2 separate regions of the Homo sapiens genome follow, and region 1 is linked to region 2. Evidence: read pairs that join two places in POLR2A ChIA-PET (ENCODE). Cell type or tissue: A673. All regions are shown on one strand. Links, peaks and the distances in the headings refer to the core of each region. The heading gives the core; the rest is flanking DNA.

Region 1 (15,423 bases), core at 3,823-11,822, 380 kb before region 2:
AGTGAATTAAAAAGCAGAGCCTGGCCGGGCGTGGTGGCTCACACCTGTAATCCCAACACTTTGGGAGGCTGAGGCAGGCAGATCACTTTGAGGCCAGGAGTTCGAGACCAGCCTGAGCAAAATAAAGAAACCCCCATCTCTATTAAAAATACAAAAAAAGTTGGGCGCGGTGGCTCACACCTGTAATCCTAGCACTTTGGGAGGCCGAGACAGTGGATTATCTGAGGTCAGGAGTTCAAGACCAGCCTGACCAACCTGGAGAAACTCCGTCTCTACTAAAAATACAAAATTAGCTGGGCGTGGTGGCACATGCCTGTAATCCCAGCTACTCAGGTGGTTGAGGCAGGAGAATCGATTGAACCCAGGAGGCAGAGGTTGCGGTGAGCTGAAATTGTGCCACTGCACTTCAGCCTGGGCAACAAGAGCAAAACTCTGTCTAAAAAAAAAAAAATTAGTCGAGTGTGGTGGCATGTGCCTATAGTACTGGCTACTCAGGAGGCTGAGATCGTGCCACTTCACTCCAGCCTGGGCAACAGAGCAAGACTCTGTCTCAGAAAAGAAAAAAGAAGCAGCCCCCCAAACTACCTTAAATGTCTTACTATTTGTTCTAATGAATTGACTTACTGCAGCTGACAAAATAAGGAGGTGTATCTATAAAGCAAAAGCCTTGAAATTAAAATTATAAATTAAAATATTTATAATTATTCTATAAAATGTTTAGACAAGAATCAAAACACAGACATTAAAGACTGGTTACAGCAGAGCTGGGAAAAAAGCCAGATCCCAGAGCTCCCACTCGCCCCGTGGGCTTTTGCAGGTTGCTAGTGGTAATTGGCGCGCTGCTTCTCCTGTGTGGCCTGACGTCCCTGTGCTTCCGCTGCTGCTGTCTGAGCCGCCAGCAAAATGGGGAAGATGGGGGCCCACCACCCTGTGAAGTGACCGTCATTGCTTTCGATCACGACAGCACTCTCCAGAGCACTATCACATGTGAGTACACTGAACTTTTAACCTGGGAGGAGGACCCAATTTAAGGGAATAATGAAAAGGGTGCAAAGGTGTAGAACCACTGATCGAGTAATATTAAAGATTCCAGGACTCACAATAATTTCCATTCCCAGAAGCCTGATGGTGCAGTGACCTGGGCTGTCACTGAAGCTGTGTTCTCAAGGGTCTGTCTGGCTCATGATAAAGAAAGAAGTGAAATATTGGAGGCTATTGGAAATATTGAATAGGAAGAATTAGCCAGTTTATAAATAGTTACTTTGCTAAAAACTATTTTGAACTCCAAACGGATGCCTTTTTCAAAACGTCTTGGATTTTGTGAAATCTACTTTTTCTATTATCTATACTATTTTATATTTTTAAAGAAATTAATGACATGTACTTTCAGTTCTTTATTCTTCAAGGCTTGATACACTAAATTTTAGCCTTAACATTTTCTCAATGATTATAAGACACTTTCCCTTTTCTTCTGTGGTTCTATTCTTTCCATGACGGTTTTTTTTTTTTTTTTTTTTTGAGATGGAGTCTTGTTCTGTCGCCCAGACTGGAGTGCAGTGGTGCAATCTCAGGCTCACTGCAACCTCCGCCTTCCGGGTTCAAGTAGTTCTCTCCCTTAGACTCCAGAGTAGCTGAGATTACAGGCACCTGCACCATGCCTGGCTAATTTTTGTATTTTTAGTAGACACGAGGTTTCACCATCTTGGCCAGGCTGGTCTCAAACTCCTGACCTTGTGATCCACCTGCCTCCGCCTCACAAAGGGCTGGGATTACAGGCGTGAGCCACCATGCCTGGCCAAAATGGTTACTTTCTTTTTTTGACACGGAGTCTCCCTCTGTTGCCCAGGCTGGAGTGCAGTGGTGGGAATCTCAGCTCACTGCAACCTCCGCCTCCTGGGTTGAAGAGATTCTCATGCCTCAGCCTCCTGAGTAGCTGGGATTACAAGCAGCCACCACCACACCAGGCTATATTTTTTTAAATTTTTATTTATTTATTTGTTTATTTTTATTATTGGTAGAGACAATTTACCATGTTGGCCAGGCTGGTCTCAAACTCCTGACCTCATGATTCACCTGCCTCTGTCTCCCAAAATGCTGAGATTACAAGCATAAGCCACTGTGCCTGGACTATGCTCTTTCCTAAAATTGAGGAGCAAGTACCAGTCAGAACACCAGCTGGCAAAATGTGGATATTTATTTTGAAAAGAGAGTGATGGCTGGGCGCAGTGGCTCATGCCTGTAATCCCAGAACTTTGGGAGGCTGAGGCAGGTGGCTTACTTGAAGTCAGGAGTTCGAGACCAAGCTGGTCAACATGGTGAAACCTCGTCTCTACTAAAAATACAAAAACTAGCCAGGCATGGTGGCACACACCTGCAATCCCAGCTACTTGGGAAGCTGAGGCGTGACACTCGCTTGAACCCGGGAGGCAAAGGTTGAAGTGAGCCGAGATCGTGCCACTGCACTCCAGCCTGGGTGAGCGACAGAGAAAGACCCTGTCTCAAAACAACAACAACAACAAAATAGAATGATATGATGTGTTGCTGTTCACCTTTCCTACCTCCCCTTTCTCACTGTCATCTTAGGAAAAAAGGATAACCAAGGCTGGGCACGGTGGCTCAGTCCAAGGCGGGCAGATCATCTGAGCTCAGGAGTTTGAGACCACCCTGGGCAACATGGTGAAACCCCGTCCCTATTAACGTACAAAATTTAGCTGGGCGTGGTGGCACGGGCTTGTAGTCCCAGCTACTCGGGAGGCTGAGGCACGAGAATCATTTGAGCCCAGGAGGCGGAGGTTTCAGTGAGCCGAGATGGCGCCACTTCACTCCAGCTTGGGCTACAGAGTGAGACACCATCAAAAAATAAAAAAGGAAAGAAAGAAAGAGAGAGAGGGAAGGAAGGAAGGAAGGAAGGAAGGAAGGAAGGAAGGAAGGAAGGAAAAGAAGAAAAAGAAAAAGAAAAAGAAAAAGAAAAAGAAAAAAGATAACTGGGCATGGTGGCTCATGCTTGTAATCCCAGAACTTTGGGAGGCCGAGGCAGGTGGATTATTTGAGGTCAGGAGATTGAGACCAGACTGGCCAACATGGTGAAACCCCACCTCTACTAAAAATACAAAAATTAGCCAGGCACTTTTGTTGGCCAGGCACGGTGGCTCACACCTGTAATCCCAGCACTTTGGGAGGCCGAAGCGGGTGGATCACAAGGTCAGGAGATCGAGACCATCCTGGCTAACGCAGTGAAACCCCATCTCTACTGAAAATACAAAAATTAGCTCGGCGTGGTGGCGGGCGCCTGTAGTCCCAGCTACTCAGGAGGCTGAGGCAGGAGAATGGCGAGAACCCGGGAGGCGGAGCTTGCAGTGAGCCGAGATCGCGCCACTGCACTCCAGCCTGGGCGACAGAGCGAGACTCCGTCTCAAAAAAAAAAAAAAAAAAAAAAAAAAAAAAAAAAATTAGCCAGGCACGTTGGCACATGCCTGTAATCCCAGCTACTCGGGAGGACGAGGCAGGAGAGAATTGTTTGAACCTGGGAGGTGGAGGTTGCAGCGACCCGAGATTGTGCCACTGCACTCCAACCTGGGTGACAGAGTGAGACACTGTCTAAAAAAAAAAAAAAAAAGAAAAGAGATGAGGTAAAAATAAATAATCCTAAGGAGTCTATAGTATCGGGGGCTGGGGGAAAGGGATCTAAGTCTGAAAGGGGAAAGGGCAGGGTTGAGTTGCAGGATGCAGAAACATTCTTGGCTGGGTGTGGTGGTTCACTCCTGTAATCCCAGCACTTTGGGAGGCCAAGGCGGGTGGATCACCTGAGGTCAGGAGTTCAAGACCAGCCTGGCCAACATAGTGAAACCCTGTCTCTACTAAAAATACAAAAATTACCTGGGCATGGTGGCGGGCGCCTGTAATCCCAGCTACTTGGGAGGCTGAGGCAGGAGAATCACTTGAATCCAGGAGGCGGAGGTTGCAATGAGCCAAGATCCACCATTGCACTCCAGCCTGGGCAACAAGAGCAAAACTCCGTCTCAAAAAAAAAAAAAAAAAAAGAGAGAGAGAGAGATACAGAAACATTCTTTAGATTATTTGAGGTTACCAGAGAAAACAGGTCCTTCTAGCAGAGCAGGAAGCTGGGTTGTAAACATGCTTCAAAGGATATTCATAAAATTTGGGGCAAGGAGTGACAATGAGTTTGGATACTTGTAAAAAATGAAGCGACAGTTAAGTGTGAAGTAAGTCTCTGCTGTCTGAGGGTGTCCTGTTTCCCTTAGTTTCTTAGCTCTGTTCCTTCTTTCTTCACAGCTCTGCAGTCGGTGTTTGGCCCTGCAGCTCGGAGGATCCTGGCTGTGGCTCACTCCCACAGCTCCCTGGGCCAGCTGCCCTCCTCTTTGGACACCCTCCCAGGGTATGAAGAAGCTCTTCACATGAGTCGCTTCACAGTAGCCATGTGCGGGCAGAAAGCACCTGATCTACCCCCAGTACCTGAAGAAAAGCAGCTGCCTCCAACAGAGAAGGAGTCGACTCGAATAGTTGACTCTTGGAACTGATGAGAGCTGTCATTTTATAAATAGGAGTGGAGTGATGTCCAGAGTCTGTGGGAAAATGGAACACATACTTTTCTAACCCTCAGAAGTTTTAAGATGGCATCTAACACCATCATTCTATGGGAAAGATGGTTCTTACTCTTCGTTCACAGGCCTTTATATCTTCCGATACAGAATGCTCTAATTGGGAACTCTAATTTTGTATCCAATGGCCAAAATCTGCAAGTAATCTCTAGCCACACTGATTACTACTAAACCAGGAAAGCATCAAGGTGTCTTGAATTCCTTTAACTATTGAGTGCATATAGAATTCCTGTACCCACATGATACTGCAAGTTGTGTCTCTCTCTGTCAGCGAATCCACTGCGGTTAACTGGAAAAGAAAGACAACAGTGTCAGCACAGCCATCGACATTAATGCACTGAATGCATGCATCTTTCCTCCTGAGACAGCAATCGATTTTACACCGAATGACAATGATCATCTTAGACAGCACAACATACCCACTCGGATATCTAAAAGCTAGGGATGGCATTGCTGATATGGGCAAAGAGAACACAGTATAGTATTTAAGTGCCAAATATCAGTCTTTCTTTCTCTCTGGTCCTACCCCTCAGCAGTATGAAAAACTCCATACTGTGCAGTCACAGTTGGATTAATTCTTCAGTTCCTCCGCACTGCAAACACATATATGTGCGCACATGCATGTATACCTGCACCCTGTTTTAACTCTAAAGGAATAGTGTTGCTTTACTTCTTTCCTGTTTTGCCTGGACCACTTAAAGCCACAACACCTCTATAGTGACACACGCTAGTCTCTAGTGGTGGCCCTCACTGCCACCTAGAGGAGCCATGGTGGAAAACACACTCTCTCCTTTGAGCCTATCTGCACATCTCTCGAGTTCTTGGAGCAAAAACTAAATGCTGAACTAAGCCTGGTTGAGATGCTTCCCATGGACCATGCCGCAGCACAGTGCTAATCTATCCACAAAACATACCACCTCCCAAAGTATTATTATTGGAAAATCGAGGAAGTGACGCACATTTAGGGAAAAACTACTCACCTTAGAAAAGTCACTGAAATCCTTTTTTTTTTTTTTGAGATGGAGTTTTGCTCTTGTAGCCCAGGCTGGGATGCAATGGCATGGTCTCAGCTCACTGTAACCTCCACCTCCCGGATTCAAGCAATTCTTCTGCCTCAGCTTCCCGACTAGCTGGGATTACAGCTGCCTGCCACCGTGCCCAGCTAATTTTTGTATTTTTAGTGGAGAGGGGGTTTCACCATGTTGGCCAGTCTGGTCTAGAACTCCTGACGTCAGGTGATCCGCCCACCTTGGCCTCCCAAAGTGCTGGAATTAGAGGCCTGACCCCCTGCTCCTGGCCTGAAATCTTTAAAGCCGTTTTTTCCCTAAAAAATGGGAAATAATAACACCTCAGAAGGTTTTTGTGAAGATCAAAGAAGCTAAATATATGTGGCATGATTTGTAAAGTGTTATGCATATGTATGTTATTCTTCCTACTGTCTTCTAACCTTCCCTTGCCTGCTATGACTTATCTGAGAGCCATGTTCCCATTTATCTTTTTGCCAACTATGTTACTGTTGTCACACCTGAAATGGCTTTGTTTTTATCAATAAATACTTGTTGATTGCGGTAAACAGCAACAGATATAAGTGATTCCTCGTAATATGTTCTGGGTAGAGGTAAGGAATATTTGAGAAAACTAATTGTTTATTAGGCAATTAATTAACTCCAGAACTCAAGGAGGCAACACAGAGCCAAGAATTGGCTGATTATGCAGCTCCTTGTTAACTACATTCTTGGAATGCTCACTCAGCCCGGAGGGAAAAATGTTCTGAGTATAACCTGCTGGGGATCTGAAATTATCCTGAGTCATTTAACAAATTGGCTCTGGGAATTATTGAAATGCATGAATTGCTAATAGCGCCTGAAGGGACCTTGTTTTACTGCTGCCAAATGAGTCATTTAGTCATCAAAGACACATTCCAAAAGACATTCTAGGCTCTTCTATTAAGGCACCAGGACATCACAGACTTGGCAAAGGTAAAATGTTCATTGGCATTAGAATATCTTGGGGGAAATCTTGCCTATAATGTCTTATCCTAAAGGATAAGACATAATGTCTATTCCTAAAGGAATCTCTCTTCCCCACATCCACTCCCTAGCCCCTACCACCTTATTTGAAATATAGAATCACTTCCAACCATGACATGCTACTACCCTGTCCCCTGTGTCCATCCCATAGTGTGCCTTTTCCTCATCTGCTTCACATGTGCTGCTCCTCAGTCACATGGAGTCTCTCACTCCCGTAACTCCCCCATTTGGTCACTAGTTATTTGTACCCCTTTGGCCTCAATTCTTTCTATACTGAATCTAATACATCTGTTAATCACCTCCATCACCATCATTATTGTTCTCAATTTTTTAAAATCCTTTTTAACTTTCTTCACATCTACTCTTTAAACACTGGCTCGGCTGGGCACAGTGGCTCACGCCTGTAATCCCAGCACTTTGGGAGGCCGAGGTGGGTGGATCACTTGAAGTCAGGAATTCCAGACCATCCTGGCCAACATGGTGTAACCCCGTCTCTACTAAAAATACAAAAATTAGCCGGGCGTGGTGGTGCGGGCCTGTAGTCCCAGCTACTCGGGAGGCTGAGGCAGGAGAATCGCTTGAACCTGGGAGGTGGAGGTTGCAGTGAGCTGAGATCATGCCACTGCACTCTAGCCTGGGCAATAAGAGCAAAACTCTATCTCAAAAAAAATAATAAATAAATAAATAAATACATACATAAATAAATAATTTGAGTTGTGCTTGCATTACAATCATTTAACAGGTTTTATGTGTGTTCAGCAAGTATGATTTAAGAAATTACGTACCAACTGGGCACGGCGGCTCATGCCTGCAATCCCAGCACTTTGGGAGGCCGAAGAGGGCGGATCACAAGGTCAGGAGTTCGAGACCAGCCCGACCAACATGGTGAAACCCCGTCTCTACTAAAAATACAAAAATTAGCTGGGCGTGGTGGCACGTGCCTGTAATCCCAGCTACTCAGGAGACAGAGGCAGAAGAATCGCTTGAACCAGGGAGGCGGAGGTTGCAGTGAGCCGAAATCGCACCATTGCACTCCAGCCTGGGCAACAGAGCAAGACTTTGTCTCCAAAAACAAAAAAAAAAGAAAGAAAGAAAAGAAATTTTGTACCAAGAATAGTGTAGAGCATGCAAAACAAACAGGGCCTCTGCCTCTGGGTCTTCACAGAGTTTATATCTTCACAGAGTTAAATTTTTAGGAATATTAAGAAAAACCAAGATAAAATAGTAGCAGATTTATAAATACAAAGAGCTAAACAAAGACTGAAAGGGGACAACAGATAGGAGAGGGTAGAGGATACTTGGGAGAAGCAAAGTAAAAGAAAAGCATTTTCAAAGATAAGAAAAGCCTTGGTAAATCTGGGAAACTTAAGAAAAAAAAAAGAAAAAGAAAAAGAGTAGAGGCTGGGTGCGGTGGCTCACGCCTATAATCCCAGCACTTTGGGAGGCCAAGGAGGGTGGATTATTTGAGGTCAGGCATTCAAGACCAGCCTGGCCAATATGGTGAAACCCCATATCTACTAAAAATACAAAAATTAGTGGGGTGTGGTGGCACACGGCTATAGTCCCAGCTACTCTGGAGGCTGAGCCAGGAGAATTGCTTGAACCCAGGAGGCAGAGGTTGCAGTGAGCTGAGATAGTGCCACTGCACTCCAGCCTGGGCAACAAAGCAAGACTCTGTCAAAAAGAAAAAAAAAAGAGAGAGAGAGAGTAGAGTAGCTGATTACAGGGAGCGAGGGAGACAGCTACAGGAAACAAAGTTCAAGAGGAAGGAGAGAGACCTTGCGGACCAGAAGTCTGGACTATATTTTACATGTATTGAGAAGCGGTGGAAGGATTTTTTTTTTTTTTTTTTTTTTGCAGAGTTGCCCTCCTGTTGCCCAGGCTGGAGTGCAGTGGCGCGATCTCGGCTCAATGCAACCTCCGCCTCCTGGGTTCAAGTGGTTCACCTGCCTCAGCCTCCCAAGTAGCTGGAGCTACAGGCATGAGCCACCACACCCAGCTAATTTTTGTATTTTTAGTAGAGACGGGGTTTTACTATGTTGGCCAGACTGATCTCCAGCTCCTGACCTCAGGTGATTCATCTGTCTCAACCTCCCAAACTGCTGGGATTACAGGCATGAGCCACTGCGTCTGGCCTGTGGAAGGATTTTAAATAAGTCACTTGATGCAATTTGAATTTTAAGACAATGACTCTCAATGCTACAGGAGAATGGAGTGGAGTGGGAAAGTCAGAAGGTCAGAAGTCAAAGATCAGAAGATCAGGGAAAGTCTTCAGAGGTACTGAAGAATAGTGGATAAGAGATGATTGTGGATAGGATGGGTGTGGTGGGAATAAAGGGAGAGAGAGAGATAAATGTAGGAATTTGAGAGATATATTGGAGATAGGATCATCAGGACTTGCAGCTGAATTGGAGAGGAAAATGTATTAAGGAAAGGAAAGGAAGTGAAGAATGACTTCTAGATCATTTACCTGAGCTGATGCATGGAAAGTACAGCTATTTATTAGTATGGAGAAGACTGGAGGAAGACCAGATTCAGGAGAAAATTTAAACAGTGATTTCTAAAAGTGAGGAATAAGGCATTCGCTGGTGAAATATGTACCAAGTTAATCTAAGCTAAGTCCTACTGCACCAAACAGTAAAAAAAAAGCTCAAACTTGCTAATGGAATAAGTCAAAGTTTTCCTTGGAATTGAATGAGGAAAGCCTCAATTCATGAAAAAGAAAAAGAAATTTTACATTAGTCATTTAGCTTTGTAATGTTTTTAAGATAATTCACTGGAGACTGCATGGAAACTGTTGGTTACGCCTCTCTGAGACTCTGGGGTTTAGACAGGAGGATATAAGTTTGGAAGCTATCAAGTTAAAATGTATATTCATATATATGGACATGAATGAGATCATCTCTCCCCATCCTCACCCTCTTGATCTTTTTCCCTCTCACTCCTTTAATTTTTCACTTTCTACCAGTTTCTTCCCTTTAGCATATAGTAGTTTAGTATGACTTGTATACCGTAAAGGGAGAGCAGCGCATGAAGTTGAAGTGGCACACTGCTCAGCCTCGCACCAGGCAATTCGGCAACTGAACTTGAAGACAATGAGGTGTGACTTAACATTTTATTTGCAGGAAAGCTCCATTATGTGATCAATTTTTAAGAAACATACCCTGATGAAAGTTTGAGGTCTTAGCTGAAATGTGAGGAAGGCAGATCTTAATCCTGACTAGGAGCATATTGTAAAGCTGGAAACCATCATTCTCAGTAAACTATCGCAAGGACAAAAAACCAAACACTGCATGTTCTCACTCATAGGTGGGAATTGAACAATGAGAACACATGGACACAGGAAGGGGAACATCACATGCTGGGGACTGTTGTGGGGTGGGGGGAGGGGGGAGAGATAGCATTAGGAGATATACCTAATGCTAAATGACGAGTTAATGGGTGCAGCACACCAACATGGCACATGTATACATATGTAACAAACCTGAATGTTGTGTATGTGTACCCTAAAATTTAAAGTATAATAATAATAAAATAATAAAATAAAAAATAAAATCCTAGTTAAAAATGGGGAGCTTGCAGGGCGCAGTGGCTCACGCCTGTTATCCCAGCACTTTGGGATGCCGAGGCGGGTGGATCACCTGAGGTCAGGAGTTCGAGACCAGCCTGGCCAACATAGTGAAACCCTGTCTTTACTAAATATACAAAAATTAGCTGGGCATTGTGGCACACGCCTGTAATCCCAGATACTCGGGAGGCTGAGGCAGGAGAATCACTTGAACCCAGGAGATAGGGGTTGATGTGAGCCAAGCTCATACCACTGCACTCCAGCCTGGGTGGCAGAGCAAGACTCTGTCTCAAAAAAAAAAAAAAAATGATGATGATGAGCATGAAAAGGAACATTGAGGTGGTGGTAAAATGATGTTCTTTTTTTTTTTTTCCAACAGAATTCTAAGCTGTGCTCAATTGAAAAAAAAAAAAAGTAACAGTGGTTAAAAACATGATTTTTAACACAATTGTTCTCTAGGTCTCTCCTATAATTTTAAGCAGAGGAAATTCACTGGCCCCTCTTTCTCAGCTCAAATAACATAAATATGCACAAACCCTCCGAGCAGGGCAGCTCCAATCTGCGGTCTTTTCAACTTACTGTCAAGGGTGATTACACTGGACAGAAAACCACATCCTCTATCGCCTTTTTTATTTTGAGACAGAGTCTCGCTCTGTCGCCCAGGCTGAAGTGCAGTGGCATGATCTCCTCTCAGTGCAGCCTCCGCCTACTGGGTTCAAGCGATTCTCCTGCCTCAACCTCCCGAGTAGCTGGGACTACAGGCGTGCACCACCACGCCCTGCTAATTGTGTGTGTGTGTGTGCGTGTGTGTGTGTTTTCAGTAGAGATGGGTTTTGTCATGTTGGCCAGGCTGGTCTCAAACTCCTGGCCTCAAGCAATCCACCCACCTCAGCCTTCCAAAGTGCTGGGATGACAGGCATGAGCCACCGTGCCCGGCCCTCCTATCATTTTTTGCTTGTGAGGACTAAGCTCTGATTTTTAAATCTTACCCTAATTCCTATCTAAGGAGTCTAGGGAGTCATGCCCTACTAACCATAAATTCTCATCAGATGGATTTTATTTAACCCTGTATATCATGACTTACTTTCCCATCTGACTCTGGCATAACATGTGACAAAGAAGAAAGTCAAAATATTTTACCCCAAAACATGTTTCTTTGCCACATTTTGAAATGGCCCTGCAAAGCTGTCCTTTGTGGGGGAAAATTTGCATCCGTAAAGAATCTCAGCCAGCTGCAGTGGCTCATGCTTGTAATCCCAGCACTTTGGGAGGCTGAGGCGGGCAGATCAACTAAGGTCAGGAGTTCAAGACCAGCCTGGCCAACATGGTGAAACCCCTGTCTCTACTAAAAATATAAAAATTAGCCCAGAGTGGTGGCATGCACCTGTAATCAATCCCAGCTTATAGTGGGAGGCTGAGGCAGGAGAATTGCTTGAACCTGGGAGGCCGAGGTTGCAGTGTACCGAGATTGTGCCATTGCACTCCAGCTTGGGCAAAAAGAGCGAAACTGTCTCAATAATAATAATAATAATAATAATCTCTATTAACATAGCTAGATCTTTTCTTCCAGGCCCTCCCAATCCTAAAGAGATTAACTAAGAGTCTAGCACCTTTTAAATATCTGAATAGAAAATCATTGTCATCTATTGTCTCTAAGGACAGCCACTATAAGACTTCAAAAGAACCTTGGTCTCTACAATCTTTTATTTTAACATGAACATTTCCTTTCTATGGATCCCAGGTCTTTAGACAAACTCAACAAATTGTCAACCAGAAAATGTTTAAATTTGGAAGCCCCCCCGCCACACCCCACCGGCTTTGAGTTGTCCCACCTTTCTGGACCAAACCAATATATTACTTAAATGTGTTTGGTTGACATCTCATGCCTACCTAAAATGTATAAAACCAAGCTGCACCCCGACCACCTTGGGCACATGTCCTCAGGACTTCCTGGGGGCTGTGTCATGGGCCATAGTCACTCATATTTGGCTCAGAATAAATCTTTTCAAGTATTTTACAGAGTTTGACTCTTTTTGTCGACTCTTGCTAAAACCAAAACTATTGGAGTCAGGGCTGCGTCCAGTGTGTTGTCAATTTCTGAAAGAAGATGTTGACACATGCATAGCAGTAGGAAGTGACCCTGACAGCATAAAGCTCCTAATCTGTGCGGGAAAACTGAAAGATGAACCTCTACTAAATTTACACAAGGGCAAACTCTCCTTCAGTGGGGAGGCTGGGTCTGACACATTCTGTGGCTGTGATGACCTAGTTGTCGGTGGTTTACAGGCAAATACGACAGTATAGAGTGCTTTGCAGTAGCCCGTTTTCCCTCCAGGTCTAGCTCAGGAACTGCAGCATCAGTTCTAATTGAGTTGGCCTTGTAGGTATGGCTATAAGATCTTTATTTATTTTTTAATTTTTTAATTTAATTTATTTATTTATTTATTTTTTGAGATAGAGTTTCGCTCTCGTTGCCCAGGCTGGAGTGCAATGGCACGATCTCAGCTCACCACAACCTCTGCCTCCCAGGTTCAAGCGATTCTCCTGCCTCAGCCTCCCTAGTAGTTGGGATTACAGGCATGCACCACCATGCCCAGCTAATTTTGTATTTTTAGTAGAGACGGGGTTTCTCCATGTTGGACAGGCTGGTCTCAAACTTCCCACCTCAGGTAATCCGCCCGCCTCGGCCTCCCAAAGTGCTGGGATTACAGGCGTGAGCCACTGTGCCCGGCCCGGCTATAAGAACTTTATCAGAGGGACTGATTAGTTAATCTGTTAAGCGTTTACTTGCATATGAGAGTATGGAAATAAAGCAGAAACAGGAATTGTTTAACAAATTTAAGTGGCAGGAGATTAAAATGGCAAAGTCTGGGGAAGGTATGCTTTGTTTTCTTTTCCTTGGGTAAAGTAGCTTGGCTGGAAGGTAACAAAGAAGTCAGTGTGGGACATCTGCCGTTGAGCAAGCCAACTGGGAAAATGATTTCAGTGATTTATGGATTGTCTAAGATACATGGAGAGTTCAACTGTGGAAAATATGTGACATGCTATCACTGAGTAGTGGTGGCCAGTGTCTTCCATTGGCATCTCCACCTTGGTTAACCCAGAATTGTGCTATTTCCCACCCCAGGGTGCCTCACAACTTTGGGAGTCTGGGAAGGGTACTATGAAAGTAAGCAGTGTAGGACCGGGCCCGGTGGCTCACGCCTGTAATCCCAGCACTTTGGGAGGCCGAGGCGGGCGGATCACGAGGTCAGGAGATCGAGACCATCTTGGCCAAGATGGTGAAACCCCATCTCTACTAAACATACAAAAATTAGCCAGGCCTGGTGGCATGCGCCTGTAGTCCCAGCTACTCGGGAGGCTGAGGCAGGAGAATCGCTTGAACCCGGGAGGCGGAGGTTGCAATGAGCCAAGATCACATTACTGCACTCCAGCCTGGGCAACAGAGTGAGACCCCGTCTCAAAAAAAAAAAGTAAGCAGTGTTGAAATCTAAAGGATAATTGAATTTTAAACATTAATTACATGGTGTAATGGCATTTTCTGTTTATAAAAAAAGATAGAAAAAAATGAGAATGTGAATCATGGAGACTGGTAACAATTCCAGGAGTGATGTGATAGGAATTAATCTGGAAGACAGGTTCACTTCTTTTTTTTTTTCTTAAGACAGAGTCTTGCTCTGTCACCCAGGCTGGAGTGCAGTGGCCCAATCTTGGCTCACTGCAAGCTCCATCTCCCAGGTTCACGCCATTCTCCTGCCTCAGCCTCCCGAGTAGCTGGGACTACAGGCGTCTGCCACCATGCCTGGCTAATTTTTTGTATTTTTAGTAGAGACAGGGTTTCACCGTGTTAGCCAGGATGGTCTCGATCTCCCGACCTTGTGATCCACCCGCCTCAGCCACCCAAAGTGCTGGGATTACAGGCGTGAGCCACTGCGGCCGGCCTGGTTGGCTTCTTTTTATGGAAGGCATTAAATGTGAGCTTCAGCAGTTTGGACTTTATCCTGCAGTCAATGAAAGCCATCGCAAGTTCTTGAAGAGGAAAAGGGGATAATGTAACTTTTAAGATGCTTTGGTTGTCACTAAAAGATGAATAAGAGAAGTAAAATACAGGAGACAGGGTGACCATTATGGCTACAGAGCTACCGCAGAGGCAATGTCTCTTTAATTTCTATGATAAAATCTTACTTATGGACAAAAGTTATGAAATAAGGCAGACTCAGTTAACGCCTCTTCTCTCTCAGCCTCCCAGTACCAAACCTTAAATTGTTTATGTTGCCTTTTGGTTCTTGCTATTCCTGTTTGATAAATGATGTCAGTGCTACAAGTATCTAGACTTTTCTTTAATCCCACTTTGTATATCAAACTTGCCTATACAGTATCTCTCTTGTGTGCTCTTCTCTTACACTGTAGTTAGGACCTGCTCTCCCCTCCAATATTAATACTAATTACCATAAGTGGTAAGGTTGAATACTATCCTCTCTCTCCCAAAGAGTTGTAACTTCAAACTCAGTAAATACCAAAGTTGATAAATGCAAATCCAATTCAATGAGAACAAAAGTTAATTAAGAGGACGGGTACGGTGGTTCACATCTGTAATCCTAGCACTTTGGGAGGCCAAGGCAGGCAGATCACTTGAGGTCAGGAGTTCAAGACCAGCCTGGCCAACATGGTGAAACCCCTGTCTCTACTAAAAATACAAAATTAGCCAGGCGTGGTGGCACTCGCCTGTAATCTCAGCTACTTGGGAGGCTGAGGCAGGAGAAGCACTTGAATCCGGGAGGTGGAAGTTGCAATGAGCTGAGATTGCACCACTGCACTCCAGCCTGGGCAAAAAGAGCAAAACTCTATCTCAAAAAAAAAAAAAAAAAAAGAAGAAGAAGAAGGTTCATTAAGGGTCAAATAATTTGGCTGGGCACAGTGGCTCATGCCTGTAATCCCAACACTTTGGGAGGCTGAGGCAGGCGGATCACCTGAGGTCAGGAGTTGGAGACCAGCCTGACCAACACGGTAAAACCCCATCTCTACTAAAAATACAAAAATTAGCTGGGTGTGGTGATGCGTGCTTGTAGTCCCAGCTACTTGAGAGGCTGAGGCAGGAGAATCATTTGAACCTGGGAGGCAGATTGAAGTAAGCCAAGATAGTGCCACTGCACTCCAGCCTGGAGGACAGAGTGAAACTACGTCTCAAAAAAAAAAAAAAAAGAGT
Region 2 (15,423 bases), core at 2,851-10,850:
TTCATCCATGTCCCTGCAAAGGACGGGAACTCATCCTTTTTTATGGCTGCTTAGTATTTTATGGTGTATATGTGCCACATTTTCTTTATCCAGTCTATTATTGATGGACATTTGGGTTGGTTCCAAGTTTTTGCTATTGTGAACAGTGCTGCCATAAACATACATGTACATGTGTCTTTATAGTAGAATGATTTATAATCCTTTGGGTATATACCCAGTAATGGGATTGCTAAGTCCAATGGTATTTCTGGTTCTAGATCCTTGAGGAATCGCCACACTGTCTTCCACAATGGTTGAACTAATTTACACTCCCACCAACAGTGTAAAAGCGTTTCTATTTCTCCACAGTCTCTCCAGCATCTGTTATTTCCTGACTGTTTAATGATTGCCATTCTAAGTGGCATGAGATGGTATCTCATTGTGGTTTTGATTTGCATTTTTCTAATGACCAGTGATGATGAGCTTTTTCTCCTATGTCTGTTGGCAGCATAAATGTGTTCTTTGGGGGAGTATCTGTTCATATCCTTCACCCACTTTTTGATGGGGTTGTTTTTTTTTTCTTGTAAATTTAAGTTCCTCGTAGATTCTGGATATAGCCCTTTGTCAGATGGATAGATTGCAAAAATTTTCTCCCATTTTGTAGGTTGCCTGTTCACTCTGATAATAGTTTTTTGTTTTTTTTTTCTGTGCAGAAGCTCTTTTGTTTGGTTAGATCCCATTTGTCAATTTTGGCTTTTATTGCCAGTTTTTGGTGTTTTAGTCATGAAGTCCTTGCCCATGCCTATGTCCTGAATGGTATTGCCTAAGTTTTCTTCTAGGGTTTTTATGGTTTTAGGTCTTATGCTTAAGTCTTTAATCGATCTTGAGTTAACTTTTCTATAAGGTATAAGGAAGGTGTCCAGTTTCAGTCTTCTGCATTTGGCTGGACAGTTTTCCCAACAGCATTTGTTAAATAGGGAATCCTTTCTCCATTGCTTGTTTTTGTCAGGTTTGTCAAAGATCAGATGGTTGCAGATGTGTAGCACTGCTTATGAGGCCTCTGTTCTGTTTCATTGGTCTATATATCTGTTTTGGTACCAGTACTGTGCTGTTTTGGTTACTGCAGCCTTGTAGTATAGTTTGAAGTGAGGTAGCGTGATGCCTGTAGCTTTTTTCTTTTTGCTTAGGATTGTATTGGCTATATAGGCTCTTTTTCGGTTCCATATGAAATTCAAAGTGTTTTTTTTTTTTTTTTCTAATTCTGTAAAGAAAATCAGTGGTAGACTGATGGGGATAGCATTGAATCTATAAATTACTTTGGGCAGTATGGCCATTTTCACGATATTGATTCTTCCTATCCATGAGCATGGAATGTTTTTCCATTTGTTTGTGTCCTCTCTTATTTCCTTGAGCAGTGGTTTGTAGTTCTCCTTGAAGAGGTCCTTCAAATCCCTTGTAAGTTGTATTCCTAGGTATTTAATTTTCTTTGTAGCAACTGTGAATGGGAGTTCACTCAGGATTTGGCTGTTTGCCTATTATTGGTGTATAGGAATGCTTGTGATTTTTGCACATTGATTTTGTATCCTGAGACTTTGCTGAAGTTGCTTATCAGCTTAAGGAGATTTTGGGCTGAGATGATGGGGTTTTCTAAATATACAATCATGTCATCTGCAAAGAGAGACAATTTGACTTCCTGTCTTCCTATTTGAATACCCTTTCTTTCTTTCTCTTGCCTGATTGCTCTGGCCAGAACTTCCAATATTATGTTGAATAGGAGTGGTGAGAGAGGGCATCCTTGTCTTGTGCCAGTTTTCAAAGGGAATGCTTCCAGCTTTTGCCCATTCAGTATGATATTGGCTGTGGGTTTGTCATAAATAGCTCTTATTATTTTGAGATACGTTCCATCAATACCTAGATGCAGAAAAGGCCTTTGATAAAATTCAACACCTCTTCATGCTAAAAACTCTCAATAAAGTAAGCTCCCTTTTTAAGACATTTGGCTAAGTCATCATTTTATAACACAATATTCAACTCCCCTTTCTCTCTCCTTTCTTACTGTACATGAGCATCCTGTGTCTAGTTCTGCTTTTTCTAAACTGTTTGACTCACAATTCCCAATATTTTTATCCTTTACTTATACAGTTTTAAAAAATACTGCTGTATAAACACACATATATTTAAAAAGAGGAAATAGAATGATTTAGATATATTAAAATACAACTTACTAAAATTTTTATCAGTTTATTGAAATACATTTTTTAAATCTAATCTATTATATTCCTCCTCTTAGATTACAGCTACCAATAGTAAAACACAGCATCTTAGTATCACTGGCAGCTAGCACAGCCCTTGGACGGGTGACCTACAAGTAAACAATTCATGATTATATTGCGACACAAACATATTGGCGTGATAAATCAGATGAAAGAAATTAGCATATAAATTAAAAGTGTAATTGCAACAGTGTTTGAAACAAAACAATATTAATAACTACCAATAGTTGTAATCTAGAGAACTTTTGTCTTTTAAGTATCATTAGAAACTCATTGCCTTATAAAATATTAGTGTATTTCAATTAATTTATTATTATTAATGCTCAACTTGTCACAACTTGATCAAAATAAGCTGCTTCCTCCTGACTCCTGTGTTCTTTGTCTTATATGTTTCCTTATTTGCTGAAACAGTAGTGTCCAACAGTAGTGGCACTAGGGTTTATAAGGTAGGAGTGGGCAAAAGTACTGTCACTGCTATTTGTCCTTTTTGTAAAAATTTGAAGTGAGAGTCACAGGTGATGGAACGATTTTACAGTCACAGATTTATTTGTGTTTGATTTAAATTTATTTAAACACTCCTTACTTTTCCTATACTATGAGACTCATAAACTGCAAAGACTTTTCACAACAAGGAAATTTTAGATTGTATCCACTCATCTTCAGCTAATAAATCCTCCACACTGCAGGCAGCCTATTCTCCTAAAATGCAATCTTTACCCTTTCTCTCCTCCATTGAAAATGACTTCCCTTCGAATGTAAGATAAGCATCAAAAATTAACTCATTCTCTGGCCTCTACTTCTTCATCTTCTGTGACTCTCCCTACTCCCAGTCTCCTCCTACATTGGCTTTCTTTTAGATTTCAAATGCACCAACATAGGTATTTGGAAATAAGTGTCATTCTTGAGGATTTTTAAATCTAGTGCAAGAAAGCATTGCAGTAAACCACAACAAAACACAGTGTCTTCTTAGTATCACTGGCAGCTCGCACAGCACTTGGAACACGGGTGTCCTGCAAGTAAACGATTCATGATTATATTGCAGCAAGAACATATTGGCATGATAAATCAGATGAAAGAAATTAACATATAAATCAAAAGTATTATTGCAACAGTGTTTGAAACAAAACAAATATTAATTATCTAGATCAAAACAAAATTACAGAAGCATAAAATTATTGAGGATGGCAACAGCATAATGTGGAACAGTGCCCAATAAAAGCCAGCAAAAAAGATGAATGTAAGAAAATCTTTTTTTTTTTTTTTAAACGGAGTCTCGCTCTGTCGCCCAGGCTGGACTGCAGTGGCACGATCAAGGCTCACTGCAAGCTCCGCCTCCCAGGTTCACGCCATTCTCCTGCCTCAGCCTTCTGAGTACAGTAGCTGGGACTACAGGCGCCCGCCACTGCGCCTGGCTAATTTTTTGTCCTTTTTTTAGTAGAGACGGGGTTTCACCGTGGTCTCGAGCTCCTGACCTCGTGATCCGCCCGCCTCGGCCTCCCAAAGTGTTGGGATTACAGGCGTGAGCCACCGCGCCCGGCATCAAAACATGCTATGCACGTGCTGCAGTCTCTGCCTCAAGTTGCTTAATGGGTGTGTCTGTGTGCATGCAAACACACACACATTTACACATACAAATAATGACTTTCTACATTGAGAATAAAAGGTTAATGTTCAGAATTTTAACATTTAATAAATCACTAGAGTGGATTGATAGGACTCACATTTGTCCTAAACCCACCTTCCTAAGGTCACTCACAACAAATTATAGCATGTGTTTTTATTTTCTTTGATTTTTTTTTTACAACTGCTATAACTACAAGAGCAAGGATAATTATAAATCAGACTTTTATATGCCAGGCATGTCCTGAAAGCCTTTCCAAGCCATAAAAGACAAGATAGTTTCCTTCAGTTCTTCCGCTGGCATGGCTATCTGTTGATGGAGGAAGCAAGGCTCAGCATTAAATATTCACTTGGATTACTGAGAAGGATAGTCAAAAAAGAACTAAAAGAGAATTAGAAGAATGGTGAGAAGGGCCTAAACATTACCGTGTAATGCATTATACACAATTGCCTGACATTCATGTTATTTCCTTAAATAACAAGAGAGTCTTACATTGCAAACATACATTGACTCTATTAGAAATAAAACAAAACAATCTCTCCTGCATTTTCTGCACTGTAATTAATTCACAGATCCAGGAAGAGATGACGAAGTATTGCTCTGAGCTCTTGGGCTCAGCCTCAGAAGTCATTAGGGATGTTATTTCAAAGAGATTACGTCTTCTTTGCTATTAAAAGGCTTATAAATAAGTCTTTTATTATTTATATACAAGTTTATAAATAAAAGGCTTGTAAACTTGTGTATATCAAATGCAGAAAGAAATATTTTGATTTACAATAAAGAAAAATAGTCTAGGAGTAGGTAAAGTCCATGACTGCTACCTTGGGAAGAAATGAGTTACATTTCCTTGGAGGTATTCAACCAGAAAGTCAAGCACTTGGCAGGGAAGTTGTAAAAAGAAATTCACAAACTCATTGAATTGTTGGATATAAGATCCTACTCAAAATTTAAGATTATGTGAGAATAGGTGTTTACCATAAGTATATTGACTGCCAGTAGTTCTGGATCGTATTTTTTCTTTTGTCATGAGATTTCACCTCTGTGTAAATATTCTCCTCAGTCATTTCTGGAGAGTAGAGAAACATAACGAGATAAAATATGGGGAAAGAAGAACTTTCTCCATAATCATTCAAGATGTAAACCAAAAATAAAATTCTAAGTCCCCCAACCATCTGAATAGACTCCGCCTCTCAGCCAAGAGCATTTCAAAGTCAACCTGAAAAACTAGTTGAGGCCATGATGGGAAGGAGGAGACAGACATGCCTAATTATACCCTCCTACCTTTTGGAATTACTGATGGAACAGACCCTTTCAGTCCCCTAAGAAACATTTACAGCCTATTCTCTCTGAGGCCTGCTACCTGGAGACTTCATCTGCATAATGAAACGTTGGTCTCTACAACCTCTTATCATAACCCAAGCATTTCTTTTTATTCACTCCAGGTCTTTAGAAAATAACTCTTTCAACCAATTGCCAATGAGAAAATCTCTGAATCAGCCTATGACCTGCAAGCCCCTGCTTCCAGTTGTCCCACCTTTCTGGACCAAACTAATGTACATCTTTCATGTATTGATTGATGTCTTATGTCTCCCTGAAATGTATAAAACCAAGTTGTAGCCCAACGACCTTGGGCACATGTTCTCAGGTTCTCCTGAGGGCTGTGTCGTGGACCATCAGTCACTCAAATTTTGCTCAAAATAAATATCTTCAAATATTTTACAGAGTTTGACTCTTTGTCAACAAAGAAAACAATCATTATAATTCATACATCTCATACATATTGGAAGTAGTTGCTAATAAAAATTATAATTGAGTAGGTTTTCTTCATTTACAAGAATTTCTTTACAGGCCTTCCTGAGTGAAGTGTATACTGGAGTTCCATCTGTGGTCTTCCATAGGGTTGAGGATGCTGTTGCATCAGTGATGGGTGGAAAAAGAGTTGATTGGAAAGAGACAAAACTGTAAGATGTTATCATTTCAAAGAGGCTCTCCTCCTACTATGATCAGAAGAAAATTAAAATAACAGGTCAGAATACATAAAAGCAGAGCTGTCAGCAAAAGGGCAAGCTGAGAAGCTGCAGTTTTGGCTTCCTGAGAGATTTAAGACCCTGTTAATTTTTAAACCACAAATCATAAGGGTTTCTTGTTTTGTTTGGTCTTGTTTTGTTTGTGTTTCATCTTAAACCACCTTGTTTTGTAGTATGGAACCATTTGTATACTGTAATGCCAAATTGTAAGAACATAATTTATAGCTACAGCAATAATAAATACAGAATTATTCTGATTTATTCATTCTGGTTATCCTACAAGTCCATTTCTACTTGTCAGATAATCTGCATCTGCATGGACTTCTAATTCAGTGTGAGAGCTCTTTTTTGTGTGTGATAAGGAGCCCATTGAAATCTATAAGTCACGGGTAGGTAGATCTTATAAATTTGGACATGTGTAATAAAAAGTCTAGAGGTCAAGAGACTGAGGGCTGTCGGCAGCTCAACAGCATCATCAATGCCATTCGCTGTCTAAATCCTTCTAATCTTCTGCGTTTGGACATGTGGACAACCTTGTGGCCACACATAGCTGCCATAGCCCCAGATCAGTATTCATGGCAATGAAGGGGTGGCCTGCCCCTCCACACCTGTGGGCATTTCTCGTCGGGTGGGACAAGAGACTTGAGAAAAGAAGAGACACAGAGACAAAGTATAGATAAAGAAAAGTGGGCCCAGGGGACTGGCGCTCAGCATAGGGAGGACCAGCGCCGGCACCGGTCTCTGAGTTCCCTCAGTATTTATTGGTCATTATCTCTACCATCTCGGAGAGAGGGATGTGGCAGGACAATCGGGTAATAGTGGGGAGAGGGTAAGCAGGAAAACCTGTGAACAAATGTCTCTGTATCATAAACAAGGTTAAGAAAAAGGTGCTGTGCTTTGATGTGCACATACATAAACATCTCAGTGCATTAAAGAGCAGTATTGCTGCCAGCATGTCTCAACTCCAGCCTTAAGGTAGTTTTCTCCTATCTCAGTAGATGGAATATACAATCAGGTTTTACACCGAGACATTCCATTGCCCAGGGACAAGCAGGAGACAGATGCCTTCCTCCTATCTCAACTGCAAAGAGGCCTTCCTCTTTTTCTAATCCTCCTCAGCACAGACCATTTATGGGTGTCGGGCTGGGGGATGGTCAGGTCTTTCCCTTCCCACGAGGCCATATTTCAGACTATCACATGGGGAGAAACTTTGGACAATACCTGGCTTTCCTAGGCAGAGGTCCCTGCGGCCTTCCACAGTGTTTTGTGTCCCTGGGTACTTGAGATTAGGGAGTGGTGATGACTTTTAACAAGCATGCTGCCTTCAAGCATCTGTTTAACAAAGCACATCCTGCATAGCCCTAAATCCATTAAACCTTGAGTCGACACAGCACATATTTCTGCGAGCACAGAGTTGGGGGTAGGGTTACAGATTAACAGCATCTCAAGGCAGAAGAATTTTTCTTAGTACAGAACAAAATGGAGTCTCTTATGTCTACTTCTTTCTACATAGACACAGTAACAGTCTGATCTCTCTTTCTTTTCCCCACAGGCAAGAAGAGAATAGAGGCAAAGCAAGCCACTCCAGAAGTCCTCTAGCCAGCTTTGTCTTTAGTTTGATGGCCAGAGGTGGGCCATATGGACACTCTGTAGCTGCAAGGGTGCTGGGAAAGCGAGTAACTTCTGAGAATGGCAGGAGATTTGGAATGATTCATGGATTGGCCAACAGTCTCTGCTACTTGAGGCTAATGGTTACACAAGATTTAACCTTTAACCAGACATCAACAAATTTTTGAGGGCCTATTATTCATACTCCAAAATAAATACGAAAGTCAGGGATCCAAGAAGGCTCTTTCAATTCCCAGAAAGGGGATAATATATATGCTATATTCCATAGTACATAGTGGATAAAGAAAAACAATATACTATATTTTTTGTGGTATTTTGATCCTCTGCTCGTTTACCTGCAGCAATTATCAGTAAAAAAAAAATAAAAATAAAAATATAAAAATACTTTTAAGAAAAGGAACTTGAGCAAATGCCTTTGAGGAAATAAAAACAGTAGAGTTAGAAAAAGTTCACCTGAGGTGTGTGTCAGGGTTAATGGTGATTCCAAAGAGTACCATAGGCAGTAACGACTTTAAATGAAAAAGGAAAGAGGGGTGAGTTTCTGGAATCTACACCAAAGAAGAAAAGAAGAATAGTTTGGCCCTGAGCAGAAATATTTGGATATTTTCAAATTGTTATACAGTATTCATTCTTACATCTATTATTGAAACTTTTTTTTTTTTTTTTTTTTTTTTTTGCCTACTCCAGCTAAACACTGTGCTGGTTATCCCCATCCATAACTCCTCCCAAAGGGCCCAATAGCCTGCCTTCCAGCAGAGCTAATAATCCATGGTTTAAGTTATGCATTCGGACTGTAAGAAATCTGAATAAAACGTCATTCTCCCTTTTATCCAACTGGCAAAATGCATACTCTTCCTCTAAACTCAATTGAATGGAGTTCTTTGAGAAGACTTCCTGATAACATGCTGTGAGTTCTTTGAACACCTTAATTATGGTCCAATGACTTATGTCTTGACATTGCATTTCAATTATCTGTCTGTATTTCTGTTCTCTGAAGTTTGAGCTTCCTGAGGGAAAGATCTGTAATTTATTTATCTTTATAATTTCAGTTCTAAGTATAATACCTTACACATAGAAAGAGTTGAATAAACAACTGTTGGACAAATGAGTAAAGGAACAAATAAATGTTCTGTTAAGGGAAACAATTATAAACAAAGGAGTCTAAAAAAAGGAGCAATTAATTCTGTATCAAGGCATCTAAAAAGACCAATTTGATTTACTTGAATGGCTTTGTTTCTAAACTAAAATACAAAGTTTATGTTTTGAAAGTTTTCAACTTATAAAGAAAAAAGTCATATAATAGTTTGTCTGTATAACTCCAGATAATAAAAAATCCCTGTCTAGATTACTATAGTTTATAAGCTAAGAATAAAGGCTAACTAAAATGGGTCATACAAAATGTTCAACAAAAAATATTACTATTTCTAAAGAAAGGGAAACATAAACTTACATCTTCTCTACTTTCTTAATCTGTGTAATTCACTTTATTCAGTTCCAAAAGAAAGAAGTCTTGGAAGACCCAGAATTATTCCATTATCAGAACAGAAATTCTTTCACTCAATTACCTGCTTTTTTTTTTTTGAGACAGAGTCTTGCTCTGTTGCTCAGGCTGGAGTGCAGTGGCATGATCTTGGCTCACTGCAACCTCTGCCTTCCAAGTTCAAGCGATTCTCCTGCCTCAGCTTCCTGAGTAGCTAGGATTACAGGCTTATGCCACCATGCCTGGCTAATTTTTGTATTTTTAGTAGAGATAGGGTTCACCACGTGTTGTCCAGGCTGGTCTCGAACTTCTGACCGGGTGATCCAGCTGCCTGGGCCTCCCAAAGTCCTGGGATTACAGGTGTGAGCCATCAATTAACTGCTTTTAACTCACTTCAACTTGGCAATAATCTAATCTAGGGAATTCACTCCCCTTTCCTAATGTTTTCATGTTCTGAATTCACTCTCTCTGAATTTCAAATATCAATCACCATCAGATAGAATTAAAGGTATCAACAAAATCTTTAGAAACAATAGCTGATGACACCTTTGTCCTTTACCTGAAAGCTCCACAAACAATTTGGTCAGAAATAGAATTGAGAGTCGCTCACTTTCCGTGATAAATGCTGAACAGGAAGAAAATATCCAATGTCCAGAACAACTGCAAATGTTGTCAGCAGCACAATAGGAGATCCTGACATTTCAGTGGCATTCTGACAGTTTCTATTCTGGTCAGAATTCTCATAGATGTTTACAGTGACACTTTTCACTTAGGGAAGAGAGCTAAAAACAAGTACATATGAAATAAATATATTTAACTGGTAAATGGAGAGAAAAAAATAATGCCACAGATAACTAGACAAGGAAGGATGGAAAAAACAGAGAAGAAAAAAGGGAAAATAGGAAAAAGGGAGTGAAATGAGAAATAATCCAGTCAAAACTGTAAATGAATTAGATAAGAATCTCTGTAATCACTTTATATGTGGTTTCCATATTGAGATCTTGTCTTTCCTTGATGTTTGTATGACAGAGGAAATCCAAGCCAAAAGCTCCTTTTGGAGACAAGAATATTCTGACAGCACCTCCTACGATGTGACAGAGTCAAAGAAGAAAATATACAAGAGAACTCTGCTATAGAAAATTACAAATTCAAACCATGGGAAAATGGGGAATAGAAAAATTATCTCTTTAGACAGAGAAAAGATTATAAATACTGAAAATTGTCATTTCTATAAATGTCATTGCTCTTCTGTTTTACATTGTGTAAATATTTGGAAGAAAATGGCACAATTTTCTTTCAAAAAAAGGGAAACATTCAAAATATTTAAATTATATATATTATATATGTAACATGATCAGCAAGTCTGGAAACATAACGAAGTTTTATAGTATTGATTTATTCCTATCACTCTGAGATATGGTGACATTACATGATATGTTCAACGTGTTGTTCCTCATTAGCAATGTGTTATGCATAATGGGGACCAACATGGGACATTAATACAACATTTCTATCAGTGCCTGCACATGCTTCTGTGATACGTTGCCTCCAATGATTTTTGTCTCTAATTTTCAGAATATAAACCTGCTCCATTAGCATTTTCTGGAAGAAGCAATCAAATGGGTTAATCTGTGAAAGTAAATGTTATCTATATTTCCCAACATTATGGCCATCCTGTATTAACGTATATTATGTATATTCTGAACTGCTCCATAATTGGAATAGTCATTCCTTATCAATAATTTACTTGATATCATGGATATGTGTCTTTTAGTTAATGATCCCTTTGCCAACTAGCCTAGTTTATAGGCAGTGACTATATCATACTCATTTTGAATTCCCAATACTTACCACAGCTTCCTATACATGGTAGTTGTTTAATAAATAATTCTTGAATAAAAATAAACTTTAAATATTTCCTTATTATTTAGCTTTCGAGTACATCTTGGATATTTGACACTTAAGCACATACCACCCAGATCCTTATTTCCTCTGATGGTTTTATCATAATAATTGCTCTGAGAGATTTTTCCAGTGAAGTCTTAGAGTTACCACATCTCTGCTTATGCTTTCCACCACTGAAAGATAGCTTTCTCCAGATTCTTCTTCTTTTTTTAAATGCTCACTTCTCTTCTAAGATATCTGGACCGAATGGGTTTCATTTTGTATTGCTTTCACGACAAAAGCCAAACTACTAAGTGAGGAAATAAACTGTTCAAAGTTTATACAAATTGTGAACGAGTGTATGAAAAAAATATTTTTCAGTGGAATTCAAATGACAAACATTTACTTAATGTAATCCAAAGTGACATAATAAAAGACAAAGAGTTTCATACAGCAGGAGAATGGGCAGTTAATTCTGGCTGGGATGAAACGTGAGAAACTAATTGTACAAGCATATGCCACTTCAGCTGATTCTTGATAGAAAAATTTTAGCTGTAGAAATGGGCGGGATAAAGCATATCAGGTCAAATGAAACACAGCTGGAACACATAATAGGTGAAACAAGCAGCATCTAGCATAGAGAATTCGAAGCACACAACAATCACTTCTAAAACAGAATTATCTTAGGGAATTTCGGTAAAAAAACTGGATTCTACTTTGAGATTTTGACAAAGATAGGCAGATAAAATCAAAGAAAAAAAAAAACGGAAAACAACCCTATTGCACATTATTGATTCCCAATATTCTTCTCTTTGCATCATGAGTCAGAATCTACCATTAAGGATAAACTCAGTTTCAGGCTCAACCTTTTTTCTTTTATTCAGTTTAATTTGTATCTGCATTTGGTCTTATGACTGCTGTAACAAACTGAAAGACCTCTTTTATGTAACTGCCATAATAACTTGCATGAACGCATGGCACCTGCCATTTTCAAATGCCTATGATAACATACATATCTGCCTTTGTACCTAGGAAAATATCCATTATTCTCTGTCTAGAAAGATAATGGAAGATATCATAAAAAAGTCTCAGATGGATTTGAATATTCCCAACATCATGGCAGAAAAATATGATGTGAAATTTAATATGATTTTAATGTCCAAATAAGGAAAATCCCAATTTGTATACATTAGGTAAATTATAAGAAATTTTATTTTCCAAGTAGAAGAAAGATTATGGCAAAAATTCTAAACAAATTAACAGAATGTAAAAGACAGGCCACAGATTGGGAGACAATATTTGCAAAACAAACCATATTTTTAATCGGCAAAAGATTACCTATTGAGGAATATTTTGGTTTTCTCTGGATTTTTTTCTCTTATAAAGCTAGTATAAACAGGTATAGAGAGACACCTCACAGATAGCAAATAAGCATATGAAAAGACATTAAACATCATATACCATTGCAAATTAAAAGAATGAGATACCACTACAAACCCATTAGCATGGTAAAAACTTAAAATACTGACAACCCAAATGCTGGAAAGGATGTAGAGCAACAGCTCCATTCTCATTCGTGACTGGTGGGAATGCAAAATAGTACAACCTCTGAAAGATAGTTTGGCAGGTGCTAAAAGAAAAATAAACATACAATATGAGCCAGCAATCATACTCTTCGGTATTTATTTAAATGAGGTGATAGTTTAAATCCACAAAAAACCTGCACATGAATGTTTATAGAAGCTTTATTCATAATTGCCAAAACTTGGAAGCAACCAACAGTCCTTCTCCAGGTGTGATCACCTGTCGTGGTACTTCCTGACAATGAAATATTATTCAGTAAAAAAACAAATGAGGTATCAAGTTATAGAGTCATGGAGGAAACTTAAATGCATGCTGCTAAGTAAAATAAGCCAATCTGAAAATTCTGTATAAGATATGATTCCAACTATATGACATTCTGTAAAAGGCAAAACTATGGAGATGGTTAAAAAAAAAAATCAGTGTTTGCCAGGGCCTCAGAGAGAGGAAGGAGGAGAGGAATAGATGAAGCATAGGAGATTTTTAGGGCAATGAACCTATTCTTTACAGCACTGTAATGGTAGATATATGTCATGCATTTGTCAAAACCCATAGAATGTAAAATACAAAGAGTGAAACTAATATAAACCATGAACTTTACTTAGTAATAACATATCAATATTAGCTCATCAATTATAACAAATACACCACACTAATGCTAGATATTAATAGGAGAAACTGGGAGGAGGGTGAGTGAGTATATGGAAACTCTCTGTACTTTCCACTCAATTTTTCTGTAAAACTAAAACTGCTCAAAATTGTAATCTATTTAAAAAAAAATTCTAATGACATCACTATATACATATCAGGAGGGATAAAATTTAAAAATAACGACAACACCAAATGATGGCCAGTATGCAAAGAAAATGAATCACTCATGGGTATACAAAATGTTACAGCCTCTTTGGAAAACAGTTTGGAAGTGTTTTATAAATCTAAACACGAACTACCATAGGACTCAGTAATTGCATTCTTGGGCATTTATCTCAGATAAATTAAACATGTTATGTTCACACAAAAATGTCTATTCCTGTTCATAGCAGCTTTATTTGCAATAGCAAAAAAACAAAACAAAACAAAAAACCCTGAAAACAACAAAATATTCCTCAATAGGTAAATGTAATCAAACTGTGATACATCCATACCTACTTGGCAATAAAAGGAACAAATTATTGATACCTACAAAAACTTGTATAGATTTTCAGGAAATTACGTTGAGGTCACAGACCGTATGATTTCATTTACTTAACAGTCTTGAAATGATAAAATTATAGAAACAGAGAAGGAGTCAGGAACAAGGAATGGAGAAAAGGAAGCAGGTGTGGCTCTAAAAGGGCAATAATAGGGAGCCTTGTGATAGAATCTCTCTGCATTTGTATCAATGTCAATAACTAAGTTGTGATATTATACCATGATTTTACAAGATGTTACCATTAGAGGTGCTTTGGTTTGAATGCTCCTTCCAAAACTCAGTGTTGGAATTTAATAGCCACTGTGACATTATTGGGAGGTAAGACCTTGAAGAGTTGATTAAAGTCATGAGGACCTCAATCTTAAGAATAGATTAATTCCCTCATGAGAGTGAGATCGTTATCTCAGGAGTGGTTCTGTTGTAAAAAAAGCTCTCTCTCTCTCTCTCTCTCTCTCTCTCTCTCGCTGTCTCTCCATGTAATGCCTTCACCATGGGATGACCCTTGCCAGATGCCAGTGCCATGCTCTTGGACTTCCTTGGTTTATAGATGCATAACTACAATATTTTCCTCTGTCTTCACCCGGCATTCCCCTCTGTGTCTCTGTGTCTTTTCCTATCTCTTAAAAGAACATCCATCATTAGATTAAGGACCCCTTAAGGCCCACCATAATCTAGCATGATCTCATGATCTTTACCTTAATTACATATGCAAATACCCTTTTCCCAAATAAGGTCATAAATAAGGTCATGTTCACATTCTTCAGGGTGAGAACTGGAGCCTACCTTTTGGGGGACACAGTTTAACATGCTATACTACTGAATTAGAAACTCTGGAAGTGAGACTCATCAGGCTGTGTTTTCCAGGTGAATCCGATCTTGATTCATGATAAATGTTTGAGGATATGGATAAGCTAATTACCCTGATTCCTGATTTGATCATTACACAGTGTATACATGTATTGAAACATCACACTGTACCCCATAAATATGTACAATTATTATGTGTCAATAAAAAATAAAATAAAACAAAAAAAAACCTATACAATAGTGTGAAATGCTGTTGGGATGCTGGCCTGTGGCCAAAGCTGGTTCTGGTAGTGTAACCAGGCAAGCCAGTGAAGAGTTCAAGGGTATGTACTGGTCAATATCAGTGGATCTTACTACTAGTTTCCAGTTTCTCAAAATTAGAAACTCTGGAAGTGAGACTCATCAGGCTGTGTTTTCCAGGTGAATCTGATGCTTGGAATAATAGAATGCTAATGCATGGTGGGCTTAATACCTAGGTCATGGGTAGATAGGTGCAGTAAACCACCATGGCACATGTTTACCTATGTAACAAACCTGCACATCCTGCACATGAATCCCAGAACTTAGAAAATAAAAATAATAGAATGTCAGGACTAAATCCTCATCTATCAATAATAACCCTGAATGTAAATGTATTAAGTTCTCCAATTAAAAGATATAGAGTGCTAAATTGATTTTTTAAAGAATGACCTAACTTTATGCTTCCTGCAAGAGAAGTACTTCACCTGTAAGAGAAGCACTTCACCTGTAAGGACACAATAGACTGGAAGTAAAAGGATGAAAATGATATCCCAAGTGGAGACCAAATGAAGACAGGAGCAGCTGTATTTGTATCAGTTAACTAGGCTATAATTGAAAAACTATAAAAAGAGACAAAAATGGTCATTATGTAATTATAAAGAGGTCAATTCAGCAAGAGGATATAACAATTATATAAATACAGCTGGCCC

The links. ChIA-PET counts read pairs that join two places held together with the same protein. Peaks named below come from ENCODE experiments on the same cell type or tissue, not always from the same donor. Only the 100,000 strongest peaks of a DNase experiment are listed, where the experiment ranks them.
Region 1: POLR2A ChIA-PET joins it to region 2 with 12 read pairs; 2 of 35 experiments call an interaction of 5 or more read pairs at or near these places.

What each region holds. Positions count from the first base shown.
Region 1 is chr12:10,185,603-10,201,025 of GRCh38, forward strand. It overlaps TMEM52B (transmembrane protein 52B), which reads left to right. Exons shown (of 5, transcript NM_001384896.1): 4 at 818-987; 5 at 4,294-6,202. The coding sequence ends at 4,538. Among named protein-coding and RNA genes, the nearest start is that of TMEM52B, 14 kb to the left of the region's middle. RefSeq lists silencers at 10,675-10,875, 10,912-10,961. In A673, for the core only: a CTCF peak has its summit at 5,374 (motif pointing left); a DNase peak (open chromatin) is centred at 5,379.
Region 2 is chr12:10,564,786-10,580,208 of GRCh38, forward strand. It overlaps LINC02446 (long intergenic non-protein coding RNA 2446), which reads left to right. Exons shown (of 3, transcript NR_146456.1): 2 at 7,453-7,529; 3 at 10,039-10,903. It overlaps LOC105376675 (a long non-coding RNA gene), which reads right to left and starts at 7,457. Exons shown (of 2, transcript XR_931358.2): 1 at 4,849-7,457; 2 at 2,205-3,262. RefSeq lists an enhancer at 6,950-7,555. In A673, for the core only: no CTCF peak of the experiment used is centred there; no DNase peak of the experiment used is centred there.